Linked DNA regions of Homo sapiens: regions 2 and 3 are each linked to region 1. The links are chromatin contacts, found by Hi-C or POLR2A ChIA-PET in ENCODE. All regions are on one chromosome and are shown on one strand. The core of a region is the stretch at or near the end of the contact, and the rest is flanking DNA. Distances in the headings are between cores, read along the strand shown.

The links. A loop is a pair of places that touch in the nucleus more often than their neighbours do. ChIA-PET counts read pairs that join two places held with the same protein, here RNA polymerase II (POLR2A). Pooled maps may share reads with other maps.
Region 2: a map of CD14-positive monocyte shows a loop between it and region 1 (4-fold over the local background). The contact joins the promoter of NPRL2 here to the promoter of MON1A in region 1. A Hi-C loop is called at or near these places in 2 of 168 maps with a recorded cell type or tissue (CD14-positive monocyte and naive thymus-derived CD4-positive, alpha-beta T cell), 1 of 37 single-sample maps with no recorded cell type and 8 of 50 pooled maps. POLR2A ChIA-PET finds 5 or more read pairs at or near these places in 1 of 52 experiments (SK-N-SH).
Region 3: a map of heart left ventricle shows a loop between it and region 1 (4-fold over the local background). The contact joins the promoter of IFRD2 here to the promoter of MON1A in region 1. A Hi-C loop is called at or near these places in 4 of 168 maps with a recorded cell type or tissue (CD4-positive, alpha-beta memory T cell, CD8-positive, alpha-beta T cell, heart left ventricle and 1 more), 1 of 37 single-sample maps with no recorded cell type and 10 of 50 pooled maps. POLR2A ChIA-PET finds 5 or more read pairs at or near these places in 3 of 52 experiments (PC-9, Panc1 and naive thymus-derived CD4-positive, alpha-beta T cell).

The regions. Positions count from the first base shown.
Region 1 is chr3:49,928,549-49,931,081 of GRCh38, forward strand. It overlaps MON1A (MON1 vesicular trafficking associated A), which reads right to left and starts at 1,263. Exons shown (of 6, transcript NM_032355.4): 1 at 1,061-1,263. RefSeq lists a silencer at 970-1,319.
Region 2 is chr3:50,349,509-50,352,041 of GRCh38, forward strand. NPRL2 (NPR2 like, GATOR1 complex subunit) reads right to left here and starts at 1,267. Exons shown (of 11, transcript NM_006545.5): 1 at 1,067-1,267; 2 at 423-514; 3 at 157-325. The coding sequence starts at 1,144. It overlaps CYB561D2 (cytochrome b561 family member D2), which reads left to right and starts at 1,354. Exons shown (of 4, transcript NM_001291284.2): 1 at 1,354-1,476; 2 at 1,901-2,052; 3 at 2,501-2,533. The coding sequence starts at 1,926. LOC127898564 (CYB561D2-LOC101928965) reads left to right here and starts at 1,354. Exons shown (of 5, transcript NR_183066.1): 1 at 1,354-1,476; 2 at 1,901-2,052. RefSeq lists an enhancer at 1,309-1,528.
Region 3 is chr3:50,291,169-50,293,701 of GRCh38, forward strand. It overlaps IFRD2 (interferon related developmental regulator 2), which reads right to left and starts at 1,261. Exons shown (of 12, transcript NM_006764.5): 1 at 1,049-1,261. The coding sequence starts at 1,106. HYAL3 (hyaluronidase 3) reads right to left here. Exons shown (of 4, transcript NM_003549.4): 3 at 2,464-2,533; 4 at 1,664-2,347. The coding sequence ends at 2,078. RefSeq lists a silencer at 970-1,179 and enhancers at 1,560-1,749, 2,140-2,533.

The sequences.
Region 1 (2,533 bases), core at 13-2,512:
GCCTCTCTCACTCAGGCAGCCTTGGAGCAGAGAAGGCCTTCAGAAGCCCCTCCCTACTGACTCCCTACCACTCCTGCTCCCTCTTCTTGCTTGGATAGCACTTCATTTCACCTTAACCCTTTGGAGCGGCCTGTCTGGAAAGGAGGTGCCAGGATACAGGATGTGTGGCAGACAAGGCCCAGGTGAGGCTGTGCTATGGCTGCTTCAGCAGGATGCCTACTCCATGCTGAGATCACAGTCTGGTCCTTGTCACTTCTGGCGGTTACTTCCCTCCCTGACAAAGGGTGCTCACTCTCCCTCTGCAAACTTGTGCCCAGAAAGGGTGGCTCACCCAGTACAAGGGACAACCCAGTTGCACCAGGCAAACTGGTGCAAAGTCCGGCCAGGCGCAGTGGCTCATGCCTGTAATCCCAGCACTTTGGGAAGCTGAGGCAGGCAGATCACCTGAGGTCAGGAGTTCAAGACGAGCCTGGCCAACATGGTGAAACCCCGTCTCTACTAAAAAAATACAAAAATACAAAAAATTAGCTGGGCGTGGTGGCGCATGCCTGTAATCCCAGCTACTCGGGAGGCTGAGGCAGGAGAATCGCTTGAACCTGGGAGGCGGAGGTTGCAGAGAGCTGAGATCACACCACTGCACTCCAGACTGGGCAACAAGAGTGAAACTCCGTCTAAAAACAACAAAGCAAAGACCCAAGCCCCTTCCAGGTGCTGCCCCGCTCATCCCAGTTACCTCTGTTGCTTTTTGAGAAGACTCTACCGGCCGAATATGTGTACGTTTGTTGGCGGGGCGGGGGTGGGGGAGTGGGGAGAGTCCTACCTGGCCACTGCCCCCTACCGGATCTCGCCCTCCCAGCCAAAGGATGGGTTCCAGATCTCGCCTTTTGTATTCCCCAGCTGGGGACTAGCCGGCTGAGGGACCGCAGGGAGACACAGTCTTCCCATTGCAAACGATAGCGTTGATGGCTGGAGGCCCCCGTCTTCAAGCCCCTCCCTCCAAAGATGACAGCTCTCCAGTCTCTAGGTGCCTCCAGGCCACGTGGGCTGGCAGTCAACTCACCTGTTTCTCAGAGGAGTCCAGGACGCACAGAAGGTGCCGGTCACTGCCCTCTGCCGGACCCATGGAGGGGTAAGGGTGTCCGGCCGGGGCCGGCCTGAGGGCACAGCTTCGCGGGGCCCCGGCCCCCTGCGTACACAGACATGGCCACAGCGCAGGCACCGCTCCCTCCCACCGCCCTCACCCGGCCGCCGGTGCAGGAAGATAGCTTTCGCCGGCCTCTCGCGGCCAAGGCCCAGCTCCAGCCGCTCAGCCCGACTCGGCCCGCCCCCGGGGTGCATTGTGGGAAATGTAGTCCTTAGCGTTTGGCCGCCTGCGGCGCCGAGGGACTGGTTCTGGGCTCCTAGTCCCAGCAGAGCCGTGGGCAGGTCCTGACCCGGGTCCGCGATTGCCTCATCCGGCGCCGCCTTCTAGGGGCCTGGGCGCCTCCTCCGAGTCTAGAGTCCCACACAGAACAGCCCTGGACTCTGGGCCTCTCCGTCCGAGCCAGCTAGCAGTTCATTTCAAGTGAGAGAAAGGGACGTTAGGATTGTTTCTCCCACTGATTGTGGAAGGACAGTGCAAGTTTGGGGGACTGGATAAATGTCATTAGTGGGCCCAGCCACACAGGCTGTAAAGGATGTGGGCATGCGCAAAAGTCGCACTAATTGTTTCTAAAAACATATTTGTAGCCACGTTTTAATGTATCAGTATAATGCTCTAGAACGGTAGTTCTCAACTCTGACGGCACATAGAATAAGCCGGGAAGCTTTAAAAAAAAAAAAAAAGAACTAGGACGGGCGAGGCGGCTCACGCCTGTAATCCCAACACTTGGGAGACCGAGGTGGGCGGATCACTTGAGGTCAGGAGTTCCAGACCAGCCTGGCCAACATGGTGAAACCCCATCTCTACTAAAAATACAAAAACTAGCCAGGCTTGATGGCGTGTGCCTGTAGTCCCAGATACTCGGGAGGCTGAAGTGGGATTCCAGGAGGTCGAGGTTGCTGTGAGCCATGATCATGCCCTGCACTCCAGCCTGAGCACCAGAGCGAGACCCTGTCTCAAAAACAACAACAAAAAAACTAATGCCTGGACACCAGCCCTAGAGATTTTGATTTAATTGAATTTAGAGTAGGGTGGAGTGTTGGGGAGCCAGGCATCACTATTGTTTTAAAAGCTCCCCAGGTGATTTACCATTGCAAAGAATCATTGTTTGTAATTTCCTAGACGCAAAGCAATAAAAACAACAGGAAAACAGTCAACAACAGGCTCTCCCAAAAGACCCTTATTTTTAGAGATGGTTTTAAAAAGTAAAATTAGTGTTTGGCACCACTGCTCATGTTCTTTTCTGAAGCAATTAATTCACTTTACAGCCTTATGGTTAATTCTCCCAAAAGTTAATAGGATGAAAAAAAAAGTCAGATCACTCCTCTGACTTTCCCTGCTGCTCCACAAGCACCTGGGGGCAGTGTCCTTTTCCTCTCTAAGCCCTACACT
Region 2 (2,533 bases), core at 17-2,516, 420 kb after region 1:
GAAAGCATGGTGGGCACATCCCAGGACCCCTGGCTGGTTGGCTGCCCTGAGTCCTGAGCTGGTTTGCAGGGTCCCAGGTTTGGGGGACTTTGGAGACATGGGAACACCTTCCCCAACTCTGCCTGTCGGTAAACCCAAGCCCATCTCATTGCAGACCTCTAGTGTGGTCAGATAGCCAGCCAGCTTTTTAACAATGGGCTCGAGGGCGCAGGTCTTGGCCTGGGCATCACACACGAAGCCCAGGTTGAAGAGGAGAGCATTGCGGCTGTACTTCTTGTGTTCGATGCACACAGGACAGCCGATCAGCTTCTTTTCCATAGCTGTGCTGGATAATTGGAACACAGTCAGGCCCCCAAGCCTGTCCCTTCCTCCTCCTGGGACAACCCCTGCCACCCACCGCTCACCCCGAGCTAGGGTCTCACACAGTGATAAGCTTGTTCTGCAGCTCTGGCTTGGTGATGATGTACACTTGGACTGTGTCAAACAGCTCTCGGGAGATGAAGTCTTCAGGGACCTGGGGAGGGGAGTGGCAATGGGCCCCTCAGTGGACATCTGTACTGGGTGTAGTACAAATGGTGACCTCCTCATGCCCCCCAAGCCCAAGTCCTCTTCTCCAGCGTTCCCCTCTCTCCCATCCACTCAGGCCTATTACTTCTTTCTGTTTCCAAACATACGCTATGATCTCACCTCCTTCCTGGCTTCTGCATATGCTGTTCCCTCTACCTGGAACACTTTCTCCTGCCTTACCTAAACTTCCTATGCATCATTTACTCTTCACTCAGTTCAGGGATACTCATGGGTCACCCAACTCACCTTCTGTGGGACCTGGAACCCCCCAACCGGATCCCTACAGCCCGATATCCTACAAACACTGCCAATGTGACGTATGTCTTCCCTGCCACATTGGGAGCCGGGGGCCTGGGTCTGACTATCCTCTAGCCTCACAGTTGTCTGCGAATGAAGCAGCATGCCTGCGTGCAGCACGGGAAACTACTGCCTTCAGGCAGCCAGTTGAGCTCTCGAGAACGTCCCTCTTCCCGCCCAGTCCCGCGAGCCCGGGTGGCACCTGATAGGTGATCTTGGGTCCCAGCGTGGGGTGGAACTCGCTGAAGAATATGCATTCGATGCGGCAGCCGCTGCCCATGGCAATAACCGGGCCCAGGCCCGTAGCTCCTCGTTCCTCGCGCAGAGGCGTCCCCACCTCCTGTGAACACTTGTCAGAGACAGCCTCGAGGCCTGTGTCGCTGGGGCACGCAAGCTTGCCAATCCCTCTGCCCAATGGCGCCTGCGCAGCGCGACTCAGAGGCGTGGCTGGGGCGGGGGACGGCTCGTCCCAGGAAGTCCTGGGTGGGTAGACGTCGCACCCGGAAGTAAAGCGGCTCCGTGACGGAGCGGCGGTGCGCGCGGCAGGGCCCGGAGTATCCCGCTTTCTTTGGAGGAAACCACCGCATCAGATCTGCGCTGCGGCAGAGGCAGGCAAGTCCCTAGCGTGGAGGGGCAGCATGCTGGCAGCACTTGGGGAGGCGGTGCGCTAAGGGATTCACGCTGTAACTGGGACCGCAGCAGGGAACTACAATTTCCATAGTGCTCCGCGCCCTCCCAGCTGGCTCTACTGCCGGCGACGGCGTGGTACACGCTGGGATTTGTAGTCTTACATGGCTTTGCGCCTCCTACCTGGAAGGCGGGCCAGCGATTGGTACCAGTTCAGACATGGGTACACGTTGACAGGCCGCCGGCCGTCGACTGGCATGTTGTGACCATTCCTGGTGCTGGTCTTGGTACTGTTCTTTCCTACCATAACTTATTGGAAGAGGGTGGCATTCCTGCCTTGCAGCCTTTTCTCCAGTGAGGAGTGAACAGTGGGCACCTGAGATCCTGGCCCACGCTACTATGCTTTCAGGCTACAACCACTAGCACGGCTGACGATGGCCCTTTCTGCGGAGACCGAGTCACACATCTACCGAGCTCTGCGTACTGCTTCTGGCGCTGCCGCCCACCTTGTGGCCCTGGGCTTTACCATCTTTGTGGCTGTGCTTGCCAGGCCTGGCTCCAGTAAGTAGAATTCATAGCTGACTTCTGGGAAGGGAAGGGCCACTGTTCCTGGGGAGGAAGGGCAGTGGGACTTCCGGGAACAGGCCTGGCTGGTTGAGGGAATTCTGTGCTGGAGCGATGAGTGAGGTGGAGCAGGTAGGTATGGCCAGGGCACACAGAATTCCTGGTTTGTCTTTCCTTCTCTGGGTGCTCCATTTGGCTGCCTCTCAGGAGGTGTAAGGGAAGGAGGGAGGACTGCCAGAGGAGTGGCAAAGCATGGCCTCTGATCCAGGAAGAGGCCAGGAAGAGAGGATAGGTGTGGGGTCAGCTTGTTGCAGAGCAAGAAGGGGCTCACAGTTTGGCAGCACCTCCTTGGGTGATGGGCTGCTGGTATTCCTCAACCCTTAAGGATTGGTATGGCTGGTTTCTTCTTGCCTCAGCCCCATGAGGCCTCCTCTTCTCATTCCAGGCCTGTTCTCCTGGCACCCGGTGCTTATGTCTT
Region 3 (2,533 bases), core at 11-2,510, 360 kb after region 1:
CACCCAGCTAATTTTGTATTTTTAGTAGATAGGGTTTCTCCATGTTGGTCAGGCTGGTCTCGAACTCCTGGCCTCAGGTGATCTGCCTGCCTTGGCCTCCCAAAGTGCTGGGATTACAGGTGTGAGCCACCACGCCCAGCCTGCTCCCATTTTATCTTACTATTCTACCTGCCGGAGCAGCCCAGCCTTCCCTCATTCACTCCACTGCGCTGGGGTCCCTCCAGCTGCCAGGTCTTTGTACAACTTGCTCTCTTCTCCATCCTCTCAGGACTCACCCAGAAGCACTTCCCCCCAGGCCTCCCTGAGTCCTAAGTCTGGGGCTGACACCACTCAGTGAACATGTTCCACACCCTATTAGATGTCCCCCACCCAAAACCCACCATGGTGGTGACCAGTTTAAAGTTGTGCCTAGGTATTTTCCTCCTTCCTGTGCCCGGCCCTCCTCCCTTCCCCCTCAAGAATAAAAATAAATAAATTTGTGCGTGGTAGGCACCCCATCCCAGCAGAGTAAACATATGTGTTTAACGCATTAAGATAGGCTCCTGGTCTAAGCTGATAAGCGAGTCCCAAGACTGCCTCAGGCTCCAGGATACTCAGCTACCTTGTGGAGTCAGGCCTGCCAAGCTGCCAAGGCCCTAACCAGGTAGCTTCCCAACAGAGCCCCCTCCCTCTCTTCACCGGAGCAGGCCAGGACTCCCGCCAACTTCCTTGACCAGTCCAGGAAAGGATCAGGGTTTGGCAAGAGGACTGGCTTCCTGCCCTGTCCGGTGAGTTTGTCCACCCAGCAGGCAACTGAGGCCCGGAGGGGCTGGCCGGGTCACCGCTGGGAGCGCGGACTCCCAACAGGCAGTGGGCAGCGAGCTCAAGTTGGGCACGCACGTGGCCAATGACTGCTGGGGCACGTGCCAGCCTCGGTAGAGTTATGGGAAGCTGCGTGGGGCTGGCCGAGGGGGTTCCCCACCCAGGGCCCTCGAGAACAACCAAGGGGATCCAGCAGGACCCCCGCCCGCCGCTCATACAGCTGTCCCGCGCCCCCCACCCCACTCACCTCCTCCACGGCGCTGACCACCCTTCCGGAGCGTGTTGCCCTTACGGGCGCGAGGCATGCCGGGAACCGGGCGCGGGGGGCGCGGGGTCAGGGACCCGGTGGGTGTGGGCTCCAGGCCAACGAGACGCCGGCCGGTGCGCTGCGCTGAGACTTGGCCAGACGACGGGAGCCACACGCCACGCGCGCCACCATCTTCGCGAGGCGCCCCGCCCTGCCAAACAGGTCGCCGGGAAGGCGAGTTCCAGGCCATCCGATTCAGGCCCACATCCACGAGGCTAAAACTACTAATCCCAGAGGCCTGAGCGCGCAGGCGACGGCGGCTAGCTGCGCGTAGAGCACCATGGGAATGGTAGTCCACGCCTGGGGCCCACCAGCCGACGACGCGCTGGCTGAACTATGCACCCACAATGCCCTGCGCGCGCCCCAGCCCCGCGTCGGGAACAAGTGCACGGTGGTTAACTCCGAAGCGTCCCTCAGTGGAGCACCAAGGCAGGACTGGCTTCTCAGGGCACTTGGCAGCGGGACACTCCAGACGAGACCTACCCCTGCCTGGGTCTGGGGACCATGGGAAGGGCTTAGAGCTTGGGATAACAGGAGCAACAGCCAAACCTCAGGCAGTGGAAAAAAGTGACTTTATGATGAAAGAGTGCAGACAACAGCTTAGCACTTTACCGACCTTCGCCAAGATTTTTTGGGGCCCATCTGCCCGTGCACGGCCCATCTGTGACCTCTCCATGGGCTTAGTGAGGTGTAGGCACAAAGCCCTAGGCTGGCAGCCCTAACTAGCTGGAACCTGACTCTCCCTGGAACTGCTTCCTTGCCATGGAGGACTCACATGATCTCAGAGGGCCTCTGGTTTTATAAGCGTTTTTTCTGGCCCCTTCTACCCCTCAGGGATTCCAAGGGAAGCGGGGTGTGTGCTTGGGAGGGTTGACTGTAAACTGAATAGAGCAAGAGTGGGACAGAGTAGTTCCAGGACTGGAAAAGTGGCAGCAGGGAAAAGAAGAGGCAGTGGCAGGGGCCCTGGCTTTATACTGCTTCTTTAGGCCCAGGCCTGGGCTCCTGGCAGGTGGGGCCAGCCCAGCCCCAGTAACAGTGGCAGCTGAAGGACTTCCAATCTCCAAGGCTGCCGTCTGGCCACAGGTGTAGAAAGGCTTCCATCTGTCCTGGATCTCGCCGGGCACAGCGCCCGTGGCCATGGCACCGCTGGTGACTGCAGGCCATCGCTGCCCTGGTCACATTGATCACATAGGGGCCCAAGGTGTCCACCAGGTAGTCATGGAGATGCCAGCACTCCTCCTGAGGAGAAGGGAAGATATGTGTCAATATGCCTGCTCTATAATCTTGACATGGCCGTCCCCCACCCTGGGACCCCAGCATGTGCTACATGGCAGGCTCAAAGGGGCAATGATCACCTCAGAGCTGGAGAGGCTCAGGTCCCCCCAGAGCACCACGCCGGCTGCCCCTAGTGCTGCACTCACACCA